2 separate regions of the Homo sapiens genome follow, and region 2 is linked to region 1. A link is a loop called in an ENCODE intact Hi-C map of the cell type or tissue named here. Cell type or tissue: OCI-LY7. All regions are shown on one strand.

Region 1 (8,000 bases):
TCACTGCAACCTCTGCCTCCCGAGTTCAAGCGATTCTCCTGCCTCAGCCTCCCAAGTAGCTGGGATTGCAGGTGCCCGCCACAACACCCAGCTGATTTTTGTATTTTTAGTAGAGATGGGGTTTCACCATGTTGGCCAGGTGGGTCTTGAACTCCTGACCTCAGGAGATCCACCCGCCTTGGCCTCCCAAAGTGCTAGGATTACAGGCATGAGCCACCACACCCGGCCTACAGCAGAATGAGTCTTATTCTGGTTAGTATATTTCATTTTCTAGAAAATAACCAAGATAATATATTTTAGGAATGAGATTAGGATACAAAGTATGAGCTCATTTTTCTTTTGGTATAATTGCAAACTTAACACAGATAGTTGCAAGAATAATGCAAGAATTCCCTATGCCTTTTAGCGAGATTTACCAATTGATTATACTTGGTTCCATTTGTTTTTCATTCTTTTTCTATCCCTCCTTCTCATACTCTCAGATACACACACGTGTGCACACACACACGTTTGCATTGTGCTTTTCCTAAATCCTTTGACAGTAAGTTTGAAATCTCAAGCACCCTTACCATAAAATGCTTCAGCATGTATTTCCTTACAAGGCCGTTATTTTACGTAACTGCAGTACATTAATCAAGCGGGAGGTTTAGCATTGATAAAAGACTGTGGCACGATGTTGTCAGTGTCTCTGATCTCTTCTGTAGCTGTTGTTTTGCCTAGTCCAGAATCCAATCCAGGATCATGTACTGTATTTAGTTGTCACTCTCTTTTATAAGTTTGTATTTAATGAGCGTTTGATTAAACAAAATGTGTTACGGAATCTCAGATGAACGACACTGGCCATTCTTCTAACCCATTCTCCTGGCTGCAAACAAAATCATTTTGAAACATCAGAGACAGAGCGTATTCTGACCCTTGTTCCTTCCTTAAAAAGATGACGTTTTTTGTTTCCTTTTGTTTTAGCAACTTTCCTTAGTAATCTCTTCCTGGTCTCACTACCCTGGTAGCAGCAGTGTTTTTGCTTATGTTGAACCAGTAAAGGTGAGCTAGATATAACTTATGTTAAGTGCTGTTTTCTTCACAATGTTACATTCTTGAGTTACTTTTTTTCTCTTCTGTAGCCACACAGCACAAAAGTCTCCCTTTCTCCTCCCCCTCCCTCCCTAGACTTTATTTCACTATGGGACTTTGCAGTAATGTTAGATTGGCTCTGGCAAAGGCATTTTGATGACCCCTGTCTCCGATCATTATAGTAACTAATAAAAGCTTGAAAATGACTGTTACCCTGCAAGCGTGATTCCAATGACTTGCGGCGAGCTCAGCTGTATAAATGTGCAGTTTTTTTTTTTTTTTTTTTTGCTGTGTAAATTTTGATCAAAGGGAAATGCGTATACCATTTAGTTGAACGTTTCTTTTAAATTTAATCACATCTTAGTGTAAAACAACAAGCAGAAATAAAATGGCATTGGAAATGTGAGCTTAAGATTCAGAAAGAATGGAGATACTGGTCCACATAGCAGCTTTCCATACCGCGTTGTGTGAAGCATTTTGGTTCGATGCAGAGGGTATGGGATAGATGGCATGAATACTATAGCCATGGTTATATATTCAACAGAAAGGCCTGTTTTGGTTATGAGAGGGTCTAGAAATGCCAGTTTGTAACGAAGAGAATGGAGGTCTGTCGTAAAATTCACAAACTAAACTTTTTGAGTTAAACTTGAAAGCAGATAGCCTGGCTATCTTTATGCTGTTTAATTAAAATTTTGACTTCTATAAAAAATGGTAGTTTTAGTATTTTTCTTTTGAAGTTGCCTGCTGTGAGTCTAATTAATTTTTATTTAATAATAGGTTTGCATCTTTGAACTGTTTTTCTTGTCTTAGGGCTGGGTATCTTGTTAGTGAGTGGAAAGGAATGTTGGAAGAGGAGCGATAAAGGATGTTTCAGTCCCTTACTGGGCGTGGTGTGAGATGAATTCTGAGGTTGTGACTGGGCCCAGTGGGCGAGAGCATTGAGCTGCTCACCTGGGTCGGCTCCACATGCAGGTCACAGAACTGTGGTGTACGTGCTGGGTATTTGCTGAGCTTAGACAGGTCTGTTTTTTCAACTTGTATGAAGGAGAAAAAAGGAGGTGAAGAGAACATACCCTTCCCAACAGGGGGGAGAGCCTTCACAGAATGTCCACTCCTGGATTCATTCATCTATTCAATTGTTCAGTCAACAGATATTTACCAAGTGCCTGTTTTGTACATGACACTGTTCCAGGCATGTGGGATAAATCAATGAACAAAACAGACAAAGATCCTGGCCTTGTGGGCACTCATTCTGGGGAGAGAAAGGATGCAGACAGACAGACATAATAAGTAGATTAGTTAGGAGGTTAGAAGGGGTGTGCAGGAGAAGAAAAACCAGGGAATGAGGTTGGCAGTTCTGTGGAGTGAGAGTGGGCTGTGCTTTTGATTGTGACGCCAAGTAGTTCTTTTTAAAGGTGCTGTTTGAGTAAGGACTTGAAGGAGGTGAATGAGTTAGACTTGTAGAACATTCCAGGCAGAGGGAACAGTTAATCAAAGACCCTATGGTTGGGGGCAAGTCATGCATAATCAAAGGGCAGTCAGGAGGCTGCTGTGGCCAAGAGGAGTGGACTGGGGGAGTGTGGTGAGAGATGGGGCCTGAGAGCCAGTTGGGGCCATACCATTAAAGGACTTGCCTTTGTCAAAGTCAAAATATAGAGACAAGTGTCTAAATTCAGTGTTTTATTTGGGAATCACAGAATTGCAGTTCAAGGCATATGCACAGACTCATTGGAGCAAAGTTTGAGGATTTTATTAGACATAGTTTTATTAGAAATGGAAAGAAAGCTCACTGGCAAGAGAAGCAGCTTAGGGGAGCTGGCAAGCTCTGAACAGCGAGTGACGGTGATAGGTAGAGCTAGCCTTAAGAGTTGTGGCAGGTCATTTCAGCAGCTATTAGGTAAACCCGGTCTTATGGTTGCAGCAGGCAGTTTCAGCAGCTGGGCTTGCAGAGAATTACATTCTTGGAGCCATGCTATGTGCCCTGAGTGCCTTTATCCTCCAGGCCCTCAGAGTGATTCAGTTTGGGGTATGACAAAGAATGACCCATTCCACATCATGAACTTTCACACCTTGCGCTACACCCTGACCCATTTTGTATAATCAACTTTCACACAGTTCTGGTGCGAGAGGTGGAGGTGTTGATCTGCTATAAGTTTTAAGAAGTTCTCTTTTGCTACCGTGTTGAGAATAGACCACGGGTGGGGTAAGAGAAGGAGCAGGGAGTCCTGTTAGGAAGCTTGGCGGGGAGATGATGGTGGCTGTGACCAGGAAGTTGGTAGCGAAGGAGGGGAGTACTGGCTTTTTATATCTGTTTTGAAGGCAGACTCTATGGGATTTCCTAATGGAATAGATGTAGAATTTAAGAGAAAGACACGAGTCAGTATTGACTCAAAGATGATTGGCCTGAGTGTGATGAGAAGGATATAGTTGCCGTGGACTATGATTGGGAAGGACAAGTTGTGTTGGGGAAGGATGTGGTCAGAGCCTGCTTGAGATTGAAAATCACGTGGATAGAGCCTGCTTGAGAGGGTAAATCAAGTTCTGGACGTGTTGAGTCTGAGATGTCTAGACATTCCAGAGGACAGGCTGTAGAGGCAGATAGGTACACACATCTGGAGTTAAGGAAAGAGGTATGGGCCAGGTTGGGAGCCCAGGGAGTTAGGAATGCCTGGTAAATGCTACTGGAGCAGGCTGTTTTCATGTTCCCCTAAAACTGACCTTACTAGTATCTCAGGGATCCTTCTGTGTGTTTGCCGTGTAAGGAGATGCTCAGTTTAACTCTTGAGGGTGACGTTTCCTTGGTGTTAGGCATTGGTGCTTGAGCCGTAGGGCTGGCGTGCTGGTTCTGTGTACCTAAAGGAAGCTCTCAGAGTCACAGAAAGTCTGAAATAAACACAGGGGTGGAGATGGTCTTTCCTCCCTCATTACTGTGTGTGGGAAGAGATGACGGCACCAGGATGTGGGACAGAATGGAACTGAGAATCCAAGTTGGTTGACTCCCTTTCTGTTCTCTTTCTACTCTACTGGGTAGTGACCAGCTGTTGTATGAAGTGGCATTCACAAATGAATAATCCAACACCTTTGCTTCTCTCATCCCTTTATTCATCTTTTGTCACCCAGGAAAAGTTGGATTGCATTGTAGAAAGAAGAGGACTACTATTGCTTTTCTGTCTTAAATATGTACTACTTAAGTGTGTTGTGATGGGGGAAAAATAGACTCTTCAGGAACATGCATATGGTGCTTTTGGTAACAAGGCAATAAGGTAATAGGTGGAGGAAGGTTAGGAGTTCATTTTTGGGTGGGGATTTCTTCCTTTGTGTCTGCAAGAGAGGTGGGATATGGCTCTGGCTTTTTACCTTGCTTACAGGGTGTGTCTGCTCTTAAATCTTCTCCTGAGATGGGGCCTAGGCTATGCTGCCTGTCCTTAGCCAAGATAAGAGGTCATTTAGGGGCCAGGTATATTACCCTACCCTTCGCCAGGCCCTATATCCTGTCTCTAAGGCACCACTGGGAGGCAATATAGCACAATGTGAACTAGGTTCAACCCCTGGTTCCCCTCCACTTAATTACTATGTGACCTTGAGCAGGTGACTTCCCATCTCTGAGCCGTGGTTTTCTCACGTATAAAGATGCATTCCTACATCAGAGCTTTGTTGTGAGGAACCAAATGGGAAAATCTATGTCAAGGGCTGAGCACTGCACTTGGCACAAAGTAAATGTTGACTAAATGGCAGCTATTATTGTTGTCGTCATCACCAGCAGTTCCGTCAACTCCTACCTGAGCCTTAGGCCAGTTTTGTTAAGATTAATTTAGTTTCCAAAAAAGATGTGCTAATTGGATTATTACATTTTCATGTGTTTACATCTATATATACATGCATGGCTTTGAAATCTACACATGAATATATTTATCCATTCAAGTTTCTCTTTTAAAAATCTGTAAGGATTATATTTTTAAGTCATTGAACCATGATGAGATTCTTTTTCAAAAAAAGGATTGCTATAAGTGATCATTATGTAGGCCATCAAAATGGAGAATAATGTAGACATGGAGCTAAAAGAAAACCAAAAAAAAGGAAGTCAGTGTTCATACAGGGCCACCAATTGAGTGCATATTTTTATGGCCTGGTTATTTAAAAATATTGGCACTTGCCTACATTGTTTAGGATTGGATGACACAGACAGAGATGTTTTGGGGTTGGGGTAATTTTTTTTTTTTTTTTATTAATTCTACAACTTGTAGACTTGTAATCAGGAGTGGCTTATCAGCAGCTTTTCAAAATCTGACATTCCACATGGAATGCCCCAATGGAGGAAATTTAGCACTCTGTGAATGCTTTTACAGTTGAATTCCACACATATGAATTATGACAAGTGAGGCTGACTACACTGTGGTTTGTTGTGTCTGGTCTGGTTCCTACTTTTAAAGTTGCAGTTGCGTTTGGTCATTTGAAGCTTATTTTCACAGTCTGGCCAAGCCAGCAGGGTCCCGGGGCTCTGCAGGGGACATAAACCACCAGCCTTTAAGCCAGAGTGCTCAGTAGATAAGCATTTCAAGACTTCATTGCATCATACAAAAGGACTTATGGGCTTATTTAACATACACTATTTGACTTAATTTAGATATTTAATGGAAAGAAAAGCCTTTTATTATCACCGAAGGAAAGAACTGCCAAACATTGTGAGGCTCAGTTGAAATATTATAACGGATATACAGAGTGCAAATATATTTCACTGCCTTACATAATGGGGTGTTTAATAATAGTTGTTTCTTTAAATTTAGCACACGTATCTCAGACATTTGCACTTTGTAAATTATAGGCCGTGGTTCAAGAAACTCAGTTTTAAAAAAATTGTTTTAATGAGGCATGTACTGATTTTTTAAAAATGACCTTCAGCTTTGATTTATGTTTATGAGCCCAGATTGGGGAGTTCATGCCAGGAATGAACACTTTCCGTCCTGACTTTTTACAAATGTAAATATGAGCAATGGCTGGGTCTGCTGACTCGATTGGACAGAGCTTAGTTGAACATTGCAGTTGGTAGGCATCAGCCCCCTCTGCAGGTCTGGTGGCTGGGAAGAGCAAGGAGCTCACTACAGCACTGGGAGGACACTACACATAAGTGTCTAGGGGGAAGCCTTTCCATTGTGCTGCACCTGTGTGCTTTCATTTTCTGAAGTACCTGGACTGGCTCAGATTGCCAAAGCCCAAGGCCCAAGATCAACTGATTTTTTTTTTTTAGAGACAGAGTCTCACTCTGTTGCCCAGGCTGGAGTGCAGTGGTGGGATCTCAGCTCACTACATCCTCTGCCTCCTGGGTTCAAGCGATTCTCCTGCCTCAGCCTCCCAAGTAGCTGGGATTACAGGCAAGTACCACCACACCTGGCTAATTTTTTGTATTTTTAGTTGAGACGGGGTTTCACTGTGTGGGCCAGGCTGGTCCTCAAGTGATACACCCGCCTTGGACTCCCAAAGTGCTGGGATTACAGGAATGAGCTACCGCACATGGCCTGACTCTTCTTATTTATTTATTTTTTGAGACAGAGTCTTGCTGTGTTGTCCGGGCTGGAGTGCAATGGCGCAATCTCGGCTCACTACAACCTCCGCCTCCGGGGTTCAAGCGATTCTCCTGCCTCAGCCTCCCTGGTAGCTGGGATTACAGGTGCCTGCCACCACACGCCTGGCTAATTTTTGTATTTTTAGTAGAGATGGGGTTTCACCATGTTGGCCAGGCTGGTCTCCAACTCCTGACCTCAGGTGATCTGCTCGCCTTGGCCTCCCAAAGTGCTGGGATTACAGGCGTGAGCCACCGTGCCTGGCCTGATTCCTTCTTTTTAGAGACAGAGTCTTGCTCTCTTGGCCATCCTGGAGTGCAGTGGCCTAATCATAGCTCATTGCAATCTGAAACTCCTGTGCTCAAGTGATCTTCTTGCCTCAACCTCCTGAGTAGCTAAGAATCAGGTGCATGTCACTGAGCCCGGCTAATTTTTAATTTTTTGTAGAGACAGAGGCTTCTTTATGTTGCCCAGGCTGGTCTTGAACTCCTAGCCTCAAGCAATTCTCCCATCTGAGCCTCCTAGAGCATAACTGATTCTTAATTTGGGGCCTAGCTTGTCCTTTCAGGAGGTGAGGAGCTGTTGTGGGTTGAATTATGTCCTCCCCCCATGATGTATACACTGAAGCCCTCACCCCCAGTACCTCACTCGGAATGTGACTGTATTTGGAGATAGGGACTTTAAAGAGATAATTAAATTAAAAATGAGATCATTAGGATGGGCCCAAATCCAGTGTGACTGGTATCCTAATAGGAAGAGGAGATTCTAACAAAAACCCACACGGGAAGACCGTGTGATGACACAGAGGGAAGATGGCCAAAAAGAGGGGCCTCAGGAGAAACCCACCCTGTGGATACCTTGATCTTCGACTTTCAGCTTCTAGAGTCATGAGCAAATATTAATGAATGCCTGTGGTTCAAGCCACCCAGTCTCTTGTACTGGGTTACAGCAGCCCTGGCTGACTAATAAGGGAGCATACAGTATCAGAATCTGCACAAGGGCATGCTTCATCTCTATTCTCTATTATAATACAATGCTTAAATATGAAAAAATGATGGCAAGAAAACCATTACAAGGAAGAAACCCATAATGACTGGCGAAATCCATACGGAGAGTGGAGCTGTATCAGAAAATGCCAAAGTAGTCATGATGGGTCAGGTTTATTGAGAAGTCCCAGTGGGCTGAATGCAGAGCTCAGTGTCTCACATACATTTTCCCCTTTTGTCCTCACCACAATCCTGTGAGCTATGAGCTGTTGCCCTCTTCATCTTGTAAGCAAGGAAACTGAGGCAAGGAAGTTAAGTGACATCCACGAGATTTCAGAGCCAGCCAGGGTCAGAGCTGGAATTCCAAGGCAGGTATCACTCTGCA
Region 2 (8,000 bases), 120 kb after region 1:
GATGATTAATTAATATGGAAAGGAATTGTGTAACTAAACTTTGCATTTTTGTAACCCATCTCTGTTTCCTGGTGGGTGCAAAGATGCCTCTTATTCGATATATCATTAAAGAAACCAGTCTTTTTTTCTGCAGAGCATTTATAATATATTTTAATATAGCCAAGTCATTCATAACCAACCCCCCCATTAATTACAGGAAATTTGCGCAACATTGACCATATCAAAGGACTCTACATTATAAAGAGGAGAATACATTATTGGAGACCGATATGATGTGGGATATGATTCATTCATTCATTTAGCAATTATTTATTGAAGACTTTGTGTGTGCCAGGCAGTGTTGTACGTACTGGGAATATAACTGTTAACAAGACTGCCAAGAACCTTGCTGTTGTGTTGCTGGTATTCTAGTAGGGTACAGATACTAAACAAACAACAAAGAACAGTATCAGAGGAAAGTGCTGTGCAGAGAAATAAAACAGAATGATGAAATAAGGAGTGCCCCTGGGCCAGTTTAGATGAGGTACCCAGGTAAGGCTTCTCAGAGGAGGTGACTTTTGAGCTGAGGTCTGAATGGCAAGAAGGAGGCAGCCAGGAGCAGCTTGGAAGAGAAGCATTCCAGACTTAGGGAACAACCAGTGTTCAGACCCTGGGGTATCATGAACTGGGTGGGTCTGAGGAACAGAAAAAAGGCATACAAGATGGAGAGCAGAAACACTCAAGGCAGCAGAACTAGTTGGGGCCTGATCTTACAGACTTTGGAAACCAGGGTCGCAAGACGCCGAGCTTTATTCTTCTACCTATTACTTTAATGCTAAAAGGGAACTAGGAATCTGTTCAGTCATGAGCCAAATAATAGAATCAGTGAAACAGTCTCCAGATATTAACTAGGGGGAAGTAGATGGTTTTGTCTGGATTATCCAGTTCAATTTTTTTTTTTTTTTTTTTTTTTTTGTGACGGGGTTTCACTCTTGTTGCCCAGGCTGGAGTGCAGTGGCGCGATCTTGGCTCACCGCAACCTCTGCCTCCTGGGTTCAAGCAATTCTCCTGCCTCAGCCTCCCAAGTAGCTGGGATTACAGGCATGCTCCACCACATCCGGTTAATTTTGTATTTTTAGTAGAGACGAGGTTTCTCCATGTTGGTCAGGCTGGTCTCGAACTCCCGACCTCAGGTGATCTGCCCGTCTCGGCCTCCCAAAGTGCTGGGATTACAGGCGTTAGCCACCGCGCCCAGCCTCCAGTTCAATTCTTTCGTTAAGAGCCATAATAGTGAAAGGAGCACTGGAATTGGAGTCCCCAAACAAATCCCAGCAGTTTTGGGACGAGCCATTTAGTTTTTCCAGAGTCATCCATCTGTAAGACTGACACTACCTTTGACACAAGGGTCGGTATAATGATGAAATGGCAGCTACCTGACAAATGCAAAGTCATATACAAAATACAAAGTTGCTATTATTGATGACCCTTCAATTTGATCATCTTATCTATTAAAATGTCTATTTTTAAAACTATAAAAATGCATCTTTGATCCATTGAAGAGACTTTATATCTTACCGGGAGAAACCTAGCAGACAAATTCATGGTGGGTATAGTTACCTTTTTCCCTCATTGGTTCCTAGGCATTGCTTCACACTCACAGATAACCTGTTTGACCTTTTCTTCTAAGGTCTGGGATGTATTTAAGAACAAATGACCACTGCCTATGGAATTCTTTCTTCTAGATTTTTTGTCCAATAGCTGAATTGGATTTGAAATAGGGGAGGCTTAAAAAGGAGAGTTGACTGTTGGTTTTAAAAACGTATCTCTAAAGAGGACTCATCATTGTTCTGAGAAAACAAAAATCCGGGACTTCTAAAAATAACTGCTGATTGCCTTGGAGTTGGGCTGGTGCATATGAACAATTTACATTCTGCTCTTTGGGAGCTGGTGACTCTTCTGGAAATTGGGGCTCTTTTAGTGGACATTGTTGATGCAGGCATAGTTGGCTTTTGTTTCCATGTGCTTCTCAGAAACTCTTGCTCTGCTCCGCAGACATTTGTATGTGTCAAAGAAGTATATGGGGCTGAGTGCAGTGGCTCATGCCTGTAACCCCAACACTTTGGGAGGCCGAGGCTGGAGGATCACTTGAGCCCAGGAGTTCAACACCAGCCTGGGCAACACAGTGAGATCCCATCTCTACAAAAAATTTAAAAAATGAAAAAGAATCAGATGGGATGAGAGAGTCCATAGGTCAGGTTCTCCAAGAGTAGTTTTCAGGAGCCATGTAAGTGGCCCTAGAGATTCTGAACTTTAAAATGTTAAAACTGCTTTGATTTCACAGACACCCTTTCAAAAGATTATCTCAGATTACTGGAAGACTTTCTTGTTAAGTTTAGAGAATTTTGCATTTTGCTTAGAAATCATTTTCAAGTTTTATTAGAACATTTACTAGCAATGGTGCTAATTATTTTAAATATGACCCTGGAAATGGGCTATGTCAGCTTGAAAAGACTATTTTTAACGGAATTTGGTTTTAAAGGCAGGTTTTATAGACATTATAGTAATACCGTTGTTATCTAATTAGCATCCACTGCGTAAATGTACATGATATTAGAGAGGCAAGTATACATAAAATTATAAATTGTGACATTTTATGAGTTTTTTTTTTATTATGAGTCTTCTATAGTCATCATTACTTAACAGTGTGAAATGTGGTCTTAGACATTACATCATGTAAAGACCAGGAGACAAAAAAAAACTGAGGATCAATTTTTGATTATAATAAAGTTTTAGTATGAGGCATTTCTGAATATGTGTCATGAATATGAGTCATGATTTTCACACCAAACCTGACCTATTATGATTATGCTTCAACTTCATGGGGTTTTCAGTATTTAAATTCTAAACCCAATTCTAAGGTTTCAAAATGATTCACATTCAAACCTACTTTTATGTTTTATAATTAAATAAGAAAATATTGCTTATACCTACATTTTTATTATTCTTGGGCATATTATAATTATTTCTTTAATTTCACCAATAAAATAGCCCATTTCTTCATTAGTAAATTATCAGGCTATCTCAATAAAAAAATTAGTTTGAATGTGGCTTGCCATCTCAAAGAGTCATTTCAGTTTGGAATTTTCTCACTTTTTTCATTTGTTCTTTTTGTAAAATGTGAAGATACTTTCTAGGTAAATTAATCCCTTCCAAACGGTAAAATAACTTTCTTCTTGGAAAGAGTTATTACAGTCTTATTCTTTACAATCTTAAATACCACTTAGGTTAGCGTGAACAATACATGAAAAAAATTACACTAGTTAAAAAAAGAATGATTGCGACCTAGGCCAAGTGCATTGCAATTATATGTTCATGGAAAAGTGAGCTTTCTACTGGGAAGAGCACGATATAGATGCCCATGAAATTTCCAAAGTTTAAGTATTTTTGTAAATTAGGTTGTTCCTAGTTAAACAGGTGGCTTTAAAGGCTGGTTTCACTGTTGTTTTAATCATAGTTTAGTTACCATGGAGAAATATGCAAGTTAGCATTTATACACAGAAGTGAAATTTATGCTGCATAGATAATAGCCTAAATTTAGCTTGACTTAAGTTTACCACTTCCTTTTTTTTAAACAAAAAGAATAGTAATATATCACATATATCCATTAACAAGTTAATTTCTTTAAACGCGACTGTTATATTTTTAGAGAATTTCTTTTCTTAAGCCTCAGACACCTCTGTCACTGTGACCTCTTCCAGTGCTGAGTATAATGTAACATATTACATCAGATTTGCTCTAATTGTTTCACCCTTAGGTTTAATAAAACACTTTGCTGAGTTTAAAATCAGTTATGTGGTGAAAAAGTAATGTTTGGACACATTGCATCTAGTTGAGTTTTATAAAGGACTATTATTTTCTACTGAAAATCTTTAGGAAATGTGCCATGCTGATAGGACCAATCTGATATCATAACCCAACGATAATTTTGATTAGATATGTTTTCTAAAGAAAATTCAGAGACAGGTCTATTTCTAATGAACTGTTTTGATCTTAATGCCTTCTTCACTGAGTAATAGATTTTTCACTCTGAATTAAGATGTTCGTCTGTGTGGAATCCAGCATCCGTGAGCTGTCTTTCCTGCTTTACCCTGTACCCCTGAACGAAGGCTAAGTTTTCAAGGACAAATGTAGTAAAAGTGTCCTGATCCAACATGAGGTCCCCCAGCACAGAGAGAGAGCAGCAGATCCCTTTCAACACCAGCTGTTCTCACAGATATAGATTGCTGCAGTGAAATTTTCTTAATATAATTCAGGAAGCTCTAGAGAATTCTCCAAAACAACTGTGCCAACAAGGAAAATGTTGAATTTTTCATCAGCTGCCCAATGCTGAGAGTTAGTGGGCAATCCGTTCATTCATGACCAGATGTTCAGTGTAGTAACGCTCCGCAGTTAACTTGAACCTTGTGGCCTGTTTACCATTGGCTGCAAGGACATTGGCAGCAACCTGGCATTGGAGAATTGAGGCCCGCACAAGCGAAAGACCGAAGTGTGTGTCTGTGGCTTCCTGGTTTTCACCAGCGACCAGACAAGGTAGGGAATGATGAAAGAAAGGAAAGACATCACATCAATCATTTTGGAGGTGGGAGAATTTGCTATATGATTGTGTCTTGGGGGAACAGTAGGCAAATTCTTAAACTCATTTTTATTTGGAAAGAAAGGCAGTCTTTGTTTATTTAGTTAGGCAGATTTTTCAACCTATGTCTAAACCATGAAACTTTTTGTAGTGGGGGCAAGTAGGCATGGGTGGTTAAGACAGTAAGAAAAAGATTTCTAAATTTAAACTGGAGGAAGTCAATAAAATTGACTCTTAATATTGAAACCTGACAAAGTCCAATCTAGAATTGGAAATATGTGATATTTTTGTTTTAGGTGAGTGTTATTATTACAAGTGGAGAATACTTAGATCTTCCATTCATACAGATTCATCATTTCCTTCATATACATGTTTGGAGGCCATGACATTTTTGTGAGCTCTTTGAAGTAATGATGTTCAGCGGGAGGGGGAACTTAGATGGAGCAGGAGTTTTTGAACAAACAATTTGATTTTTTACTTTGAAAAGGATTTTGCCTGCAAATAATTAACAGTGTTTAATTCTGGATTTGCAACAGGCCAGGCCTGGGGAGGGCAGAGTTTGATAACGTGAGGCTTGTCTCAGATGGGGGGCTCATCTCTTCCTGACTACACGGCACTGCACAAGAATTTGAACTGTTTATTTCAAAGCAGCATGCACAAAGGAACTTTTAAAATCTTTCTTATTTAACCGTTTTTAACTTGGGCCACGTCTGCAAGAAGTTGCCATGTCTGCAAGAAGTTGGCCTTTGTTTACTTGAAACTGGAACAGAATGTCATCATGGAATAAACCTTTCGCTTTTTGGAGACTTGGATTGTTTTTCTCTTCCTATAGAATTCTTGACTGCCCCCCCCAACCCCCCTCCCCACCACACACACACACATCCTTACTGACGCCCATCCATGAGGCACAACTGTAACTTGCAGGACCTTTTAAGCAGAAGCCTTGCAGTAAGGATATTTGCTTTGGCAGAGCTTTCTGCCTTTGGTTTACAAAGTTGCAGTGAACACTTCCTTTGCATTTCCTGCTTACAGAGAAGGTGGGTTGCATGTCGCACTGAGATATGGAAATTCCTCATGACTCCATTTCAAGCCTGAACCTCTTGGCCCTTAGAATCCCACTGCTGAAGTATGTGTTTCTTTTGTCTGGGTGATTTTTTCTTTTTCTGAAAAGTCCCTTGGCTTGTTGACTTAGAAAGAGGAGGTTTTGAGTTACAGCAGGTCCTGACTTAGGGCTGCTGGGATGCAAGGTGAAGGCATTGCGTTGTTTTCCTGGATGCTAACTTGCTGATAGAAAAGTGAGAACCAGTTTACAGTAGCTCTGACACTACTGTTACCTTTCTGCAGTCCTCTCCAGCTGCTCCGAGCCCTTCGATGCCTTCGCCATGCACACAGTTTGTTCTTGGGTGTGAAAGCAAATAGTATTTGAGTTGGCAGCGACTTCTCTTTCAGTGGAGTTTGCTGCCTCGGCAAGAAACCGCAGCCTGAGCTTTCTGCTGCTGAAGGTTTCCACTGGCAGGATGGCCTTTTCCCACATTTCCTTGGTTTGAGGAAACAGATTTTTGAACTTTTTTTTTTTTTTTTAAAGACAGAATGCCAACATTTAACAGCTGGAGTCAGTATAATTTATGGTTTTCACTTTATGTTCTTGTGGATGTATAAAAATTAAAAATCCACAATTATTATTAAATTATGCAAGTTTTTGCAAAAAAAGTGATTAAAAATAGAACCTCTGTTATGAGGCATTCAAGAAAGTCATTGTTACCTAAACAGGTATTCTCAATTATTCTATCTTTAATGGTTTTTAATTGTTGTAATTTACTCATATTCTCTTGCATCTCTCAGAGGAGATGTTTCTGAAAGCTCTTCGTGTTTTCTTTGAGGAGCAAGTAGGAGTTTGTTCATTTGAACCACTTCAGTTTTTTTCCACCTTATTTAATTTATTTTATTATATTTGTTTTGTACACGTCGTTGTGTTCATCCTCACTTCAGGTAACCCTTACTGCAACAGCACTTATAAAAGCAAAGCAGTCATAAACCTGCTACCTATCGAGATGATCCTGTGCCAAGAGGAACGCAGGTGTCGCTCATGAAAGTGATGCAGGCCTTTGTGAGCCACAGACCCTCCCTTGTAGGAAAGCCTCAGTTTTCCTACATTTCCTTTAGGTGAAATTTATAACCCGCCCCCCCCGGCCCCCCCCCCCCCCGCCGCTTACAGATATAGCATATGGAGTCCTAATTGATTGGAGGCCTCACTGAATTTGCACCATATCGGAATCAGGAAATGAATGCAGTCAGCCAATAAAAAGTGATGGAATGTTGCCTCAAGATATGTAATATTTTTGTCCTATCAGTACACAAATACTAAATTTTTTTTGGTTATTTAAAAATTTCTAATGATAGAGATAAAGATTCTGAGAACCTTTATTAACATCCTCCCAAAGCCACACCTTTAGTTAAAAAGTAGCTCTGACATTTTTGTTATCTCGATTTCTCAGAAAATAAAATAGGAAGTGAAAAGGCCATTCTACTTGGTACAGTGTGTTACTATAAAGACCATTCGCTCTACACGTTAGATTTAGGGTCAGAACATTAGCTGTGATGAATAGCTAGGGACAAAATTTTTCTTTTCTTTTCAAGGATAGTGGCAGTTAATCATTTTTATCTGTCCGCCTTGTAGACTTGATTAGATTTATTATGTATGCCGCATGTTTATGGCATTTTTATTATATGTTGTTAATTTGTTGTAACTGCCACTATGTTTTTTTCTTCTTCCCTTTTTCTCCCTTGAGCACCCTTGAAAGCAACTAAGTGTTACCTTGTGCTTTAGGAAACTTCATTTAATTTTTCATTTTAATAAAAGCCCTAATAGTCAACAGGTTAAAAAAATAATAACCGGTGTTACAATGTGTATCTTCAGATAAAAGGAAAATTTGTACTTAACGTTAATTTTGAATTCTTATGTTTTCTGATGTTGATGAAGTAATGCATGTTCGGGTAGATTTAGAGAATACACGGCTATAAAAACATTTCACCTGAAACCTAGAAGGGCGAGCTGCGGAACGTGCACTAAACTATAATTTTCTTCATTAGTAGAAAGCCATCTATATAGTTTTCAAATCACTGCTAGGTAAGACAATTGGGCCGTTTAACATTTAAGCTGCTTAAAAAGTCACGCAGTTGAATGATGCATTTAGAACATCTTTTTTAGCTTACTAGCTCTCAGAATGGATATGGAATCTGTTAAATATAGAGGCCATTCTTTAAATAAGGCCGACAGTTAAAATTGGGAAGCCAGAGAATTAGATTGGAAATGATTTACGATGAGTCTACAGGACATTAAAAAAAATAAAGTTAGAAAAGGAAATCCACTGGCTGCATTGGCTATATT

What was found. Hi-C counts contacts between places; a loop is a spot of excess contacts. Peaks named below come from ENCODE experiments on the same cell type or tissue, not always from the same donor. Only the 100,000 strongest peaks of a DNase experiment are listed, where the experiment ranks them.
Region 2: a loop joins it to region 1, with 2.5 times the contacts of the local background. A loop is called at or near these places in 7 of 110 quality-filtered maps.

The regions. Positions count from the first base shown.
Region 1 is chr3:71,508,792-71,516,791 of GRCh38, reverse strand. All of the region lies in intron 2 of FOXP1 (forkhead box P1), which reads left to right. Among named protein-coding and RNA genes, the nearest start is that of MIR1284, 29 kb to the left of the region's middle. RefSeq lists a silencer at 5,940-6,234. In OCI-LY7, CTCF peaks have their summits at 4,383, 4,587 and 6,149 (motif pointing left); DNase peaks (open chromatin) are centred at 4,591, 5,561 and 6,151; H3K4me3 peaks cover 1,288 bases; H3K27ac peaks cover 1,596 bases.
Region 2 is chr3:71,388,055-71,396,054 of GRCh38, reverse strand. The region is part of intron 3 of FOXP1 (forkhead box P1); the gene reads left to right. Among named protein-coding and RNA genes, the nearest start is that of FOXP1-AS1, 100 kb to the right of the region's middle. RefSeq lists an enhancer at 3,723-3,802 and a silencer at 5,483-5,777. In OCI-LY7, no CTCF peak of the experiment used is centred here; DNase peaks (open chromatin) are centred at 3,544, 5,644, 6,014, 7,144 and 3 weaker places; H3K4me3 peaks cover 4,850 bases; H3K27ac peaks cover 5,763 bases.